Linked DNA regions of Homo sapiens: region 1 is linked to region 2. A link is a contact called in ENCODE Hi-C data. All regions are on one chromosome and are shown on one strand. Each heading gives the region's core, a stretch centred on a gene start or an enhancer-like site at or near the end of the contact. The rest is flanking DNA. Distances are from core to core; before and after follow the strand shown.

Region 1 (2,723 bases), core at 65-2,564, 86 kb after region 2:
AAGAAACTCAAATCTTTCCATCTTCCATGTGCAGAACATCTGTGCTAAAACCATTCCATGCACACTTCTTTGAAGCACTGGCTGCCTAAAGGAATACTTTTGATTTGGGCTTTATTTAAATGCCTGAACTTCTATTGGAGAAACAAAAGGTTTTCTAGTAAGAGCTCAGTTGGGAACAGGACCAACCTCCAGCCAGTTTAACTACTCAGAGGCCAAGCAGCCTGGCATTTCTTAGAGCTCTGTGCAATGGAAATCTCCCTGAGAACTTGCAGCACAGGCGAACAGCTGGTTTGGGAGGCTAGTGACCCTGGGTGCAATCACTGTGGTAATTAGATTTAATTTTCCTAATCCAACAGTGGCTGACTCCATCATGCCTATGTCTCCTATGTAGAAAATCATTACTCTCATTTAATGGTACTTTGACATGTTTCACATTTTTGTGGCTTAGTACCTTAACATTAGATATTACCTCTTTGTAACTATCAATCTAGCCATTCAAACAGCTATGTGTACTAAAGAGTTTAATTTGAAGGTTATCCAACTTCGGCAACTTTCCAGAAGGATCTTCGAACGTTAAGCAGACCTTGAATATCATTGTACACCCCTCTTCTGCAAGTCTTTTGTATGCTTGTATCAATTCATTTAGAACGATGGCATCAGTCATAAGTCATTGGCAAGCCTGAAGGGTTTGGGTTTTCAGTGTTTCTGCAAGCCCAGGGAAGCATGGCTTCATGCTACGACATCCTGGGGTCACTCCAAAAGAGTAACAGAGATCATGGGGCTACGTGAAAGCGTGTCTTCCTGGGAGGAGAGAAGGAAAGACATGTATGAATCTATCCATGTCTGCTTGCATCTGGAGAACGCCTGTTTATGTTGTAAAGAAAAGCCATCGGTATTGTCATCTCAGGAGACCGGCTTGTTTTATGTGTGTGCATGTTATACGTGCTATCACACGAAGCTGGCCAACTGATAGAGTGACGAGGTACTGTGTCCCTGGGAATTGTAATTGCTTGGTCGGTGAAAAAAAAAGAACATCAGACCATTGCTGATAATAGCACAAGGTGCATTTTGATAGTACAAAAGAGGAAACAGACGGAGTCATACAAGTTCTGAGTATATCTTAAACCCCCTCCAACAAAAAAAAGAAAGAAAGAAAGAAAGAAAGAAAGCAAGGGAAAGCCTGGGGCTGAAGGAGTGTTCCAGGGAGCGAATTGCTCAGGACTTCAAACACTGGGAGTCATTCTGTCAAGGGGAGGGGGCGGGCGGGGGCAGGCACTGGGCCTCTTTAACAAAGTCCTCCTCTCTTTGCTCCCTCCCACTTCATTCACTTGCAAATCAGTGTGTGCCCACAAGAGCCAGCTCTCCCGAGCCCGTAACCTTCGCATCCCAAGAGCTGCAGTTTCAGCCGCGACAGCAAGAACGGCAGAGCCGGCGACCGCGGCGGCGGCGGCGGCGGAGGCAGGAGCAGCCTGGGCGGGTCGCAGGGTCTCCGCGGGCGCAGGAAGGCGAGCAGAGGTGGGTTCGGGCTCCGTTGGCTATGCATACATCTCCCTTTTTTTTTTTTTAATTCTGTAGCGTTGATAGAAGCCAATCAGAGAGAGAGCCCTCTCCGCCCGGTGGGTGCCGCGCCGGAGTTGGGAGGGATGCTCTCAGCCTGCGAGCCCGGGTCGGGGCGGGCGCGCGGGTCCGGCTGCGCGGGCGGCGCTGCTGCCGCTGCTCAGGACCGACGCCGCTTCCCGGGGAGCCTGGGCACCGCTCCTCCGCCTCCTGGTAAGACCGATCCGCCGTGGGGCTGGGTGGGGGCACCGGGAAGCGGGCCGCCGCAGAAGAACCCGCTGCCTTTCTCTACGCCGGCAGAGGCTGCCAGGGGAGCTCTGGCATTTGCAAAGTTGGCTGGTCAATTACCAAAGGGCGCTGGTGCGTGCAGGTCCCGCCGAGCCGTTTGGGGCTTGATTTATCTCCACCTGCCCGCATCATAAGGGTCTGCGTGGTGACTGCTTGGGCTGAGTTACATTTCTTAGCTTTTGGGGTAAAGCAGAAAATCAGGTAGTCTGAAAACTCTGGAATGCTCCCAGTAAGGAAAACTTAAACTAAAGAGACGATTTGGCTGGTAGAAGGAGCTAAAGAAAACTGTTAGCTTGCACGTTCCGGGCAACGCCTGCCGGCTCATCTAGGACAGAAATGCTTAGGTTGCAAGGAAAGTCCAACACTGGACTCCGAAAATGGAGCACACTGTCCAGGGAAAAGTCATATGGAAGGCGCAGTTCGCTCGTGCTCCTCCACGGCTGGCCAGGCTCAAATCTGGGGGATAAAGCCTTCCCCGGACTGATTGGAGAGTGGTTGGAGTGCGCTTGGTTTTCGGTGCCAGATGCTGGAAAATTGGAGCCCCCAATGCGTTAATCCCAGAATTTAATAAAAAGGGACGCTGCAATGTTGTGGACTGCAGCAGTTGCAGAGCTGAGATTACTTCTTCCGTAGTTAGATATTCTGTCATGAGTTACCGTAGATCTCGAGATGGGAGATGCTGGAGAGGTCAGCGTGGTGCTAAGAAGTGTCACTGCTGCAATAAAATCCATATTTTATGGGGAGTTAAATGCAGGTCTCTGTCAGTGCAAAGGGCTGGCCACCTGAGTTAACTATGACTCAGAACATTCAAGAACCAAGAAGTTTAATCATCTGGAATAGCCACACATTTCTGTCTCCTACTCCCATTAAAAAAAAAA
Region 2 (2,828 bases), core at 83-2,582:
TGCCAGGGCACCATCCCTGACCAATTAAAGTGATCTCTCTGGACGTAGGCACTAGGCATTGGCAAATTTTAAAAACTCCCTAGGTGATTTCTAATATGCAGTCAGGGTTGAGAACCACTGATTTAGACATTGCTGTCCCAATTAATATTTAAATAGTCACAGCCCGTTAGCTCCACTAATCCAGTTGCATTACCACCGGCATACAAAAGATTATTTTTTAAATACCATATGAAAAGGAAGATCAATGGACTCATGAAGTACAAGTTACTCTGTAATCCTTCTGATGAACTGTCCATTCTGGGAGTCCTCTGGTGTTTTAACTCATTGCCTGGGCTTTTGTAGAACTGAAAGTGTTAATCCCTTTTCACGGACTCTAGTGCAAACCTTGATATTGAATAAGCCACTGAGTTGTGTGCTTAAGATCTTTGCTTCATTAAGTCATCAGATATTCCTGGCAGCAGAAGAGTGGCAAGATGTCAACCTGAGATTTGCTGAGCCAAAAGAATTAGCTTTTACCGTATTTCTAAAGATGAATGTGCTCTTAAACAGCATGTCCATTAGCCCCAGTACTCTAATGAATGTATGGCTTGACAGACACAATAATTGGCATAGTTCAGAGTGTAAGAGAATCAATTTGATGAATCAGAATAAGGTCAAGTGAAAGAAGAAACAAGGATTTAGTTTGCACATATTTCTAACCATAGCAACAAGAAAGATTAAATAGTAAAAAGCAGGATTAGGTAGTCTTTGATAATCCATCAACGTGGGGCCCTCTCATTTCATTAATACTAATCAATAGAAAGGTGGCTGCACTATAAAACAGTGGCACTCAAGTTCCATAGGAGTCCCTGTGTATCCTAGCAATGTCTTTTTTTTTTCTTTAGAAGTCTGGGAATCTTATCTGTGGTAGCTAATCTCTGGAATTTCTGGCCTTTTCTCGTCATTACCACCCAATGAGATAATTCACTTGGAACAGTAGATGATTTTATTTCCCCACTGGGTTGATCATCACTTTTTCTCGGAAAATATCAGCCCCGACCTTAAATGTATCAGGGCTTTCCCTGTTGTCTATGGAAACATTTATAGCACTCAGGTATAATTCTTCTGATTGAAATATGTTTTGCTTCCACTCTTCTGTGAAACAATAAAGGCAGATTGCAGAGTGAGCCCTTTTATTCCTCCTAAAAGGACCTGCTGTGAACTACAAAAGAGAAATACAAAAGTAAATCACTTAAAACTAACATGAGACCTGCTCACTCCTGCTGGGTCATACTAAAAGAGACTTCCTTCTTTCCTGGCAGTAACTAAGGGAGGTCTAATTTCTAACCGAGCTTGACATGTGTCTGAGACAAAGTTTTAGTCATGCTTGGCTTCCCCTTCTCAGGAATCTCTTGTTTAATTTAACTCGATGACTTTGGATTGTAAAGGAGGAACTGATCCTAAACCTGAGTTAGATGAAAAGAATCCAAACAGAAACTTAAAACCATTTCTACCTCCTCTGCATTCCAACTTTGCCATAATGAAGAAAAACAAATCAAGCTAGAAGAAAGGGATCTCTTTCCCTGATGGAATCAGAGATTTGAGGGTTAAAAAACTGGAATTGATTGTGATAAGCTATTTGTAATTTTTGAAAGGTGCTTTTCATAACTGATAACTATCTCATGGCCTATTTTTTTAATAAATTCCAAACAGATTTGGCTTAAAAACACACACGATAGAAAGTTGATGGGTATGCTACTGACGGGCAGGGATGATGGGCAAAGCTACAGGGTTATAATGCTGAGCTAGTTAAAATAATACAGGCTAGATCTCATCTTCTTTAGTTACCCACCTCTGTATTTTTTCAATTGGTCAATTAGCAAAAATGTTTCATATGAGTACTAAGTTCTTCATATTACAAGACATACAGAAAAGTTATACGGCCACTTCTACCTCAAGCAGCTTAACTTCTGCTGGAGAGATCAAAACACCTTTAAACAAGTTATGTTTTAGCAGTGGCAAAGACTGTCGGGCTATGTTTAAGGGAATTGTGAATTATAGAGTCCACTGCCTTCTCTTCTGTGTTTCAGCGGTTTCCTACTTCACAAAGTTAAGGGACAATTTGACTTGTGCCTATTTGGGGACTGGTCCTTATATCCTTGGGAAAATTCTCTCTGTAAATTATTCTTCATTTTATGTCAGATGAACCCAATCCAACCCAATCCAATATTCTCTGGTGGCTTTCACAGATTTTTGACCCCATTGTGAGAAAAGTATTTTACATCATGGTATCACACACACTATAGTCATATAACTGATAGAAAATTTTGATGAAACTGTTGTAAGCTTTACAATGCATGATCCCCTCTGACACTTTCTATTTGATTTAACTTTATTAGACTTCCTTTAAAAAAAAACCCTACTGATCATGACCCACTGAATTGATTTTACAACTCATGAATGGGGTCATCCTGCTACAGTTTAAAAAACGTTATTTCAGAGTCTAGATCTTTATGTGGAATGGGCCTAGTGAAATGGGTCATGGACTTAAGGATCAGACACCCCTTAAATAAATTACAACTAGTTTTCAAACAGGGGCTTTAAAAATATGAGTTCACTTCATAAGCACCTGTAAGCATGGGTCATAGATACACGCTTGAATCAGCCTTAAGTCCTTATGCACTTCATACTTTCAGCTTGAGCGAGTCAGAGATTTGTTTTTCCAACTTTGCAACCTTTGGGCACTACCTCCAGCTTCTAATATTAAAACTGAAGCTTCATTAGACAAAACTCGTTTTGATATCTGGCTTCCACCACAGTCCTAGTGTTGCTACTTAGGGTCAATTTAA

Evidence for each region. A loop is a pair of places that touch in the nucleus more often than their neighbours do. Pooled maps may share reads with other maps.
Region 1: a loop to region 2 is called in a map of IMR-90, with 3 times the contacts of the local background. The contact joins the promoter of CDH6 here to the enhancer-like site in region 2. A Hi-C loop is called at or near these places in 2 of 168 maps with a recorded cell type or tissue (Caco-2 and IMR-90) and 2 of 50 pooled maps.

The regions. Positions count from the first base shown.
Region 1 is chr5:31,192,372-31,195,094 of GRCh38, forward strand. It overlaps CDH6 (cadherin 6), which reads left to right and starts at 1,315. Exons shown (of 12, transcript NM_004932.4): 1 at 1,315-1,515.
Region 2 is chr5:31,105,984-31,108,811 of GRCh38, forward strand. No RefSeq gene overlaps it. Among named protein-coding and RNA genes, the nearest start is that of CDH6, 86 kb to the right of the region's middle. Within about 2 kb of position 1,333, at least 2 of the 41 ENCODE cell types and tissues checked have a DNase peak (open chromatin) inside an H3K27ac peak, as active enhancers do; they include IMR-90, where a contact is called at or near this core.